2 separate regions of the Homo sapiens genome follow, and region 2 is linked to region 1. The links are chromatin contacts, found by Hi-C or POLR2A ChIA-PET in ENCODE. All regions are on one chromosome and are shown on one strand. The core of a region is the stretch at or near the end of the contact, and the rest is flanking DNA. Distances in the headings are between cores, read along the strand shown.

What was found. A loop is a pair of places that touch in the nucleus more often than their neighbours do. ChIA-PET counts read pairs that join two places held with the same protein, here RNA polymerase II (POLR2A). Pooled maps may share reads with other maps.
Region 2: a pooled map shows a loop between it and region 1 (10-fold over the local background). The contact joins the enhancer-like site here to the promoter of LINC03001 in region 1. A Hi-C loop is called at or near these places in 1 of 168 maps with a recorded cell type or tissue (HepG2), 1 of 37 single-sample maps with no recorded cell type and 9 of 50 pooled maps. POLR2A ChIA-PET finds 5 or more read pairs at or near these places in 2 of 52 experiments (OCI-LY7 and endothelial cell of umbilical vein).

Annotation. Positions count from the first base shown.
Region 1 is chr6:57,261,052-57,265,277 of GRCh38, forward strand. It overlaps LINC03001 (long intergenic non-protein coding RNA 3001), which reads right to left and starts at 2,295. Exons shown (of 3, transcript NR_109774.1): 1 at 2,252-2,295; 2 at 1,395-1,616; 3 at 1-666. It also overlaps a transcript of PRIM2 not described here.
Region 2 is chr6:56,888,620-56,893,048 of GRCh38, forward strand. The region is part of intron 3 of DST (dystonin); the gene reads right to left. Among named protein-coding and RNA genes, the nearest start is that of DST-AS1, 47 kb to the left of the region's middle. RefSeq lists an enhancer at 2,081-2,140. Within about 2 kb of position 2,137, at least 4 of the 41 ENCODE cell types and tissues checked have a DNase peak (open chromatin) inside an H3K27ac peak, as active enhancers do; they include endothelial cell of umbilical vein, where a contact is called at or near this core.

The DNA.
Region 1 (4,226 bases), core at 1,045-3,544:
ATGCAAGCCATGTGTATTTTCATTTCCCTCATGCTTTTCTGTGAAGGTTGAGGCTCTCCCATGTGATAGTTTCCTCTATCAGTCAGGATTCTAAATATTCTTGATATTTTAAAGAAGAGATTTAATACCAGGAGATGACAAAGGTAAGAAGCCTAAAGTGGGAGAGTAAGGCATCCTTGAGATTATCAAGAGCAGGAAGCTGCTACCACTGCCTAAAGCTTAAGGGACAAAAGGAGCCAGGCCACCAGGGAGAAGTTGGAACCACAGAAGCTCTTGGAGCAAGAGCTGGGTCCATAGAAGAGATGGCCGCTGCCAGAGACAATACTTGAAGCTGAGAGAAGTGGGGAAAAATACCCAGCTTCTCCCTTTCTGCTCTCTCTTCAGGGCCATCCAATGGCTGAACTGACCCAGAAACCAGAGGGCAAAGGAACAAGGAAAAAGTAATTCTCTGTGATACGGAACAGGGTAGAGCGGGGACAGGGGATAAATCTAAGAGCAAAACAGGACAAGACTAGCACATGGCCTCAACTTCTCTGCTCTCCATGGCAATGTCTTCCTCCTCTTCTGTTTCCAGGAGTCTCTAATTCCTGCCACTTATTGCCCCAGGCTCCCTTGATAGCTGGTTTCCAGGTGGGGGCACAGCCAATGGGTGGCAGCAGCAGGAGACTGGGAGATAAAAGGAAAGGTTGGGTTATTTTTCCCCATTCCCTCCCTGCTTTGGAGCCACCTCTCTGGAAGGCTCCCTCCACCATTATAGATCCTGCTGGTGGTCTGTCTTCCGTGGCTCCAGGTCTCACCAGCTCTCACCAGGTCTCTCTCTAGGAGTGGTTTCCTTCTATTGCTGGTCTCTGGGTGTCTCAACATCCCTTGCTAATTCCCTTAATTCTGCCCACAGCTATGTCAGCAGTATCTTTGTTAAAGTCCCTTCATTTGAACAATTTGGCTTGAGTTCTGTTTTCTGCCAGAACCCTGGCTAGTATCCTGACCTACTGTGTTCTTTTCCAAGCTCCTTTCAAGTGTCATATTTTCCCCACTGTTGCCCAGATCAGCAGTGTGGTATAGTAGAAAGAATACTGGACTTACTGGCAGACAGACATGGTTTTATTTCTGATTCAGTCACTTACAGAGTTACTGGCTGGGAAAGTTATTTAACCTCCTGAGCTTCCGTTTTCTTGCTGGTAAAGTGGAAAGGGGATAATGATGAATTTCAGTTGGATATATTAGAAATCCGTGCCTGACCCATGTGTTCCAGGCCTCATCTGCCAGTTGTCTTTTTTTTTACATACCGATTATTTATGGCGTAAATCCCCTTCCTACTCGACTGAAAGAAATGAACCCCCTTCAAAGTATTTCCAGTTATTTCTAGAAGTTTCCAAAGAAGTTCCCTTGCTCACCAGTCGTTCTTTCACAGTTGCCATCGTCTTCTGCCCTGTTATTTTGCTTCTGCCCCAGCTCCCACATGTCCAGCTTCTGCTTGCAGGGCCACTTGCTGAGGCTTTGCCGAGGCTGAAACTTTTCCAGGGTCACTGTCCATCATGAGAACACAGCACATGCCAAGGGTGTTGCCTCTTAGTGTTCCCAAAGAGTCTGGTCCTTGGGAAGCCTCCATTTGGCCTCTGTGGTGCAGAGAGGAGAATGTCCTTCCCTGGCTCAGCCCCAAATAGCTGGGCTTGTGCCTAGAGCCTCTGAGAGTCTCTTTGACTATTTCCTCAGCTAATTTCACATGTAAACAAAACAACTCACAGAGGTTCTGCAACCTGCTTCCACCGTCTTTCTAGAAGGAGGTCAGAAAGGGAACAGATGCTTTGCCCTTTTCCCCTCTCCCCTCCACAGCTCTCCCAACCCCCAAACCCATCTTCCTCTTCTATTTGCTAAACTAAACATTTTATACTTATCAACCACTGTGGGATGGAAGTGGGATGGTCAAGGAGGGAGGTGAGGTCTAGATGACTTCTGTATATGAGCCAGAGTCCAATCCATTTATATATGAATGACTCCTAGTACAATATCTGACACAAAGTGGATTCTCAATGGTTGATGAATACTATTATCACGTAAATAGGAAACCACATTTCCTACCATTTAGATAGTATAAGTTCTTCAAAGTTCAATTTATGTGTCATTTCTTACCAGAAACCTGGCCCTAATCCCAGTAGGATGAGGTTACTCTTTGCCTCTGTATTTGCTTCTTAGGGCTATGGTTATAATATACCAAGAATTGGCTTAAAACAACAAAAATTTATTCTCTCACAGTTCTGGAGGCTGGAAGTTTGAAATCAAGACATTGATAGAGCCATCCTCTCTCTGAAGGCTGTAGGGAGAGTCCTTCCTTGCCCCTTCCCAGCTTCTGGTGGCTCTTGGCAATCCTTGGTGTTCCCTGGCTTAGAGCCGCTTCACTCAAATCTCTGCTTCTGATGTTGCACAGTCATCTTCTCCCTGTGTGTCTTTGTTTCCACGTGGCATTCTCTTCCCTTATAAGGCCATCAGTCACAGTGGATTGAGGCCCACTCTAGTAACCTCATTTAACTTGATTATATCTGCAAAGGCCCTGTTTCCAAATGAAGTCACATTCTGGGATCCTGAGAGTTGGGATTTCAAAATACCTTCTTGGGGGGTGCAATTCCACCCACAACACCCTGCAATAAGATTTTAAAATTGAATAGCAGCAATCTTATTTCTCTTTTGACATCTATCACATCTAGCTTATTTTATAGTAATCTATCTTTTATCTCCCCCTACAACACTGAACAGCCCAAGGACAAAACCTGTTTCTGATTCACTTTTGTGTCCCTGACAATACCTACATGTCCCATAATAGGTTTGATAGGTACTAAGTGACCGGGCTGAGGCTTGCACCCTCCCCTCCTGACTCATGATCAATCCTTCAGACTAGAGCGTGCTGCCACCAGCCTGGTACATGTATTTGTGAGTTCCTTGGGTTTCAACTCCTTGGTTGATTTATTTTTTGAAAACACTATATATCAGGAAGATGGGTTTGGCTAGCTGAAATAGCTGGTTATAGCTTGCCTTGGGTGGTTAAATATTTATGTCTTCTGAGAGTGAACAATGGGCTTTACTCTACCAGGGAAATAATCTTGTTTGTCCCCATTTATTGGCTCTTTTTTCCTCTTTTACATTTTCAGCATCCTAATGATGTCCTTAGTGATAGTTGCTATGGAAGTATTTTAGTGTTTTCTGCAGTGTTGGGTGGTGCAGTACCTGAAGCCCTCTTTAGTGTGTATTTATAATGACACCAAGCCATGAATTTCATTTTAGTGGTAGCTTTCTTGCTTAATAACTGGTTGTCGTCGGGGGAGTGGTCTGCATTTATTTTGGCCTCCTGATTTATCGCACTGATTTTTCTTCTCCTTTTCATTGTTCCTGGAGTGCTCGTCATCACTTCAAATACTCAACCCATTATTTCACAGAATATAATGACAGAGCCAGCCCCATCATTTTATCATTGAATACACTGGTAAACAGTTGCAACCCCTCTAATACCAATGTGATGAGGGGTGATTTAAACTTGTAAAAGTCAAACGCTTTTTTTTTTTTTTTTTTTTTGCGATGGAGCCTCACTCTGTTGCCAGGCTGGAGTGCAGTGGCACAGTCTTGGCTCACGGCAACCTCCCCCTCCTGAGTTCAAGCGATTCTCCTGCCTCAGCCTCCTGAGTAGCTGGGACTACAGGTGCGCCCCACCAAGCCCAGTTAATTTTTGCATTTTTTAGTAGATATACGGTTTCACCATCTTGGCCAAGATGGTTCCAATCTCTTGACCTTGTGATCTGCCCACTGGCAGATCTTGTTTGTCCCCATTTATTGGCTGGGATTAAAGGCGTCAAAAACTTTTAAGAATGTATAGTTTGGAGACTGAGACTCAGTAATGGGTGGAGGAGAGAAAACTGGGATATCTAGAGAATTGGATTGTGATGTCTTCCGTAAAATAGTAATAGTAGTACATGTTCTACCTACTTGATAGGATTGTTATGAGGGTCATGTGATTAATGTATGTGAAAGCAATTTGTAAGCTGTACAGTGCTATAAAATGTTTATATATGTTATCATTAATAACAACTAGATTGTTAATAGTCCTGATTGCTTTTGACCTGGATGTCTATGGAGAAGCAGCTTAATCTCTGGTGAAGACATGACTTGACCTTTTTACTGAACCATGTGGGCAAATGATCAGGCCATTATGCAGTATTTTCAAGGCCATCAGGTTGTCT
Region 2 (4,429 bases), core at 887-3,386, 370 kb before region 1:
CACAGAAACACCCTGCTATATTTTCAAGAGATCAAGGATATATGCTTAAGTCTTTCCTACACTCCAAAAAGTTCCCAACTACAAATATGACAAAATCTGGTTAATTTAATTATTACAAATTAAAGCTATATAATGTTCCAAAATATACTGCAGCCTTACAAAAACCTAAGCTGTAATCAGAAAAACAGAAAATTTCCCCAAGACTGAAAAACAGAAACCCACAACAGAAGGAAAAGAAGGGTGAGGTCAAGGAAGTGGTGGTTTAGTTGGGGAGAGTTCAGGGAAGGGAAAATCTAATGAGTACATCTGGGACTTCATTTCCTGCTATTTTCTCTAGTCTCTACCTGAGTGGCCTTTTCTTGGCCTAAAATGAATAGCCTTAAATCAAAGTCAAGAGCTACCTAGACCCATGTCTGCTTAAGGCATTTATATTTCTGAGTGAAGAGTTGGAAGTTATAAGCGATCCTCAGTCCTCTTCCCAAACTCTCATCACTGGCAGACTCCAAGGCTCAGACCTCAAGTGTCTTCTCTTCTCTATCAAATTCATTTTCGGAGTCATCCCACCCAGTCTTATAGATTTAATAACATCTATGTACAAATAATTCTCACATCTTCCATGAAATCCAGACACAAGAATATCTAATAGTTATTTCAAACTTCACATATCCAAATCAGAAAATTTTCTTTCCAATCCTCAATCCAAACCTGCTTCTTCCTTTGTGCTTACCATTTCAGAAAAGAGGATCACCCAATCACCTGTGTTAGGCCCATATGTCCTCCAACTCCTCAGTCAAAACTGTCAGGTTCAAAAATCCCATTGCTTGATGGTGGTGGGAGCCCAAAAGTAAGAAAACAGGTGCTCAGAGGCTAAGATTTTGCCAGCAGGGAGAACAAGCTGCAGCTTTGGCAATAACCTGGGAACACTAGCAATTTTTAATTATACTTTTTCAGCTCAGTGAGAAAGTCTCAAAGATTCTAAGTCACCAGGAAATGCAGGCAATGCTGTTGCAGTGTGCAAAAAACTGGAATCAGTGAAATGTAACAGGAGTAGAGTCAGTATGTTTGATTATTTCCTGATGCTCTAAAACTGTTATTTCCCCATACCCACCCCCAATCTCAAACACATAAATACTTTTTGGGTCTGAAAGTTGTACATTAACAGGTTCATGTGAGCAGGCAGTAGGGCAAAATTACTCTTGCTTACTTCTTGCTACCTCCTAGGTGCCCTGCCACAGAAAGAGGGGGCCAATTTTGCCAATAAAATGATGGCAAAAATGATGTTTGAGGTTTACCTATGGTTTTCAATACCATTTTAAAGATAGGTTTTAATTGATGTAATAGTTTAAAAACACAAAGATTTCATCCATATCTACCATCTATGCAGTTAGAAAAATGAGACTCAAAGTAATTAAAATACTTCAGGAAGGCTGATGAGGATAAATGTCTAGCACTAGAATTGTAATCATGGGGAGTTCTCCATTCCTTACTCAAAAACGGCTCAAGCCAAGAGTGCCTAGGTTTAAATGTTAACTCCATGATCTACCAGCTGTATGACCTTGACACATTTCCTCCCTGGAAAGTGAGCACCGACTCCAGAGAATCGCTGAGAAGATAAAATGAGAGAAAAACAGAGAAGAGTGCAGAGAACAATGCCCATGTATTGTCAATGAGGTAAACATGCAGTAATGCAAGAGTTCTTATGATGATGATGATGATGTTTAAAAATCCTGGGATTCAGAAACAAAACAAAATGCTTTGTAATGTGAAAATACTAAGGAATAAATGGAGATCTGGATCTAATTATCTTTTCTGTTTCAAGATGGTAAAAAAAATTCCTAAGCATCCTAGTGACATATCTTAATATACAGTATAAATCCAAATACATATGTACTGAGAGGAAATCAGGATAAATTTTTAGTTTATCCACTTTTAGAAACATCTAAAACAAGGAGTAAAATAAAAAATCTAGATATTATTAAGTTTTTATTAGTGATCCCCATTACAAATTCTTATAGGTATATTTGCATATAGCTTACAAATCCAGAATAAGTAAATAGGTTAAAACAGCTAAGGATGCTAAAGTATTTGCATTTCACATAACACTTCAAGAGGATGGTCTGACTGAAAGTAGCTAAAACTGCACAGTCACGCTTTCTGACTCATCTCCTTTGCAGTTACTTCTGTTTTCAGTCTTTCTCACTCATGGGCCTATTTCTTATTTAGATTGCCACTAGAAATGCCTTGAGTGCTTCATATAAAGTCATTCAAGTAATCCTGAATCACCATAACTGATTTATTTTTACTCCATCTCCAAGCTATAATCAGAGTTGCTTTCATGGCAACACGTCATAACACTGATTTTCTCCAAATGTGTACGTTTAGAAAAGACACAGGCTTTAGACGCATGTTGAATAGGGTGGCTCTAGCAGGCACTACTGGCTGCACCTAACCAAATCCAGAAGAGGACACAAAGCCTCAGTTCAAGCTCATATATGGCATTAAAAGCAGGGAAATGTCGGCAGAGGCCAAAAGGTTCTAGAAGCCTGCACAGGAATTGTGTGAGACAAGGAGCCAACAGCCTTCTCACTACCAACTCTGACAACGTCCAGTCTCTCAGACAACTGACAGGAGATGCAGTAAGACACCCTGAAGACCTCTCCCAGCTGGATGTGGTGGCTCATGCCTATAATCCCAGCACTTTGGGAGGCCGAGGTGTTCTCTTGAGCCCAGGAGTTCAAGACCAACCAGGACAACACAGACAGACTCCACCTCTACAAAAAAAAAGTTAAAATTAGCCAGGCATGAGGCGTGGTAGCGGGCACCTGTAGTCCCAGCTACCCAGAAGGCTGAGGCAGGAGAATGGCGTGAACCGGGAGGTGGAGCTTGCAGTGAGCCGAGATTGAGCCACTGCACTCCAGCCTGGGCGACAGAGTGAGACTCCGTCTCAAAAAAAAAAAAAAAAAAAAAAATTAGCCAGGCATGCTGGCACCTGCCTATAGTCTAAGCTACTCAGGAGGCTGAGATGGGAAGGTTGAGCCCAAGAGGTTGAGGCTGCAGTGAGCCGTGATTGCGCGACTGCACTCCAGCCTGGGTGACAGAGCAAAACCCTGTCTCAAAAAAAAGAAAACTCCTCGGTGGAGCTTGCAGTGAGCTGAGATCGCACCACTGCACTCCAGCCTGGGCAAGAGAGCAAGACTCCGTCTCAAAAAAAAACACTCCTCAGAATGGTTTTTTGCCCATGCAACTGAGTAATCTCCACTGCTATTTGCTGCCCTCTAATCTCCCTCTCTTCCAACAGATCCTTCAGGAGAGAGGGTGAGGCCATCCTCAGATTCCCCACCAGCAGTCATCAGCAGATGTCAGCAGAACACCATGGGTTAGGCCCAAATTCAGGCCCTAATCACCTCACTGCTAGGCTGCCACAGCTACCTAACTGTCCTGCTCTCCTGATGTACCCTGCACATGTTTAATCCTCCTAAAATCATGCTATGATCACACTACTCACCTATTACAGTGTCTTCAGAAGCACAGAAAAGAAAGCTTAAACCAGTGGTTGTCTGAAATGTATGTTGGCCCCTAACTATTTTTTCCAGCTTTATCTTGTATTTCTCTCATATAAATCCCCACATCCAGTCAGTTCTCAGCACTTTTGCTTACTCCACTTCCCGGACCCAGCATCTGCTACCCAGCCAATTCCTATCCCTTTTTTTTTTTTTTTTTTTCAGACAGTGTCTTGCTCTGTCACTCAGGCTGGAGTACAGCAGCATGATCATGGCTTACTGCAGCCTGGAACTCCGGGCTCAAGTGATTCTCCCACCTCAGCCTCTCAAGTAGCTGGGACTACAGGCGTGCACCACCATGACTGGCTAATTTGTTTTTAATTTTTAGTAGAGATAGGGTCTCCCTATGTTGCCCAGGCTGGTTTCAAACTCTTGAGCTCAAGTGATCCTCCCACCTCAGCCTCCCAAAGTACTGGGATTCCAGGTGTGAGCCGCCACGCCCAGCACTACCCATATTTTAAAGCCCAACTCAATCCCAACTTTTCCATAAAGTAATTATGCCTTAACCAACCTATTTAGGGGTGGGGGTCCCCTCTTTGTTCTCTGAATTCCTATAATGCTTACTAATTGTACCAGTCATCATTAGCTATCTTTCATATATCATTCACTCAGTCAATAGTATTCACTCAGATGCCAAATGCCAAACGCCAGATGCCAGGAGATATTCTAGAACCCTTGATATGGGCCTCAAAGAATTCATGGTCTAGGGGAGGAGGAATAAAAGGAAGAAACTACTATTTATTGTTTATTCTATGCAGGTCTTTCCATATGTCAGCTCAGTTCATCCTCATGACTCTATATGGTAGCTATTGTTATCACTTTATTTATTTTTTATTTTTCCAGAAGTTATTGAGGTACAGGTGGTATTT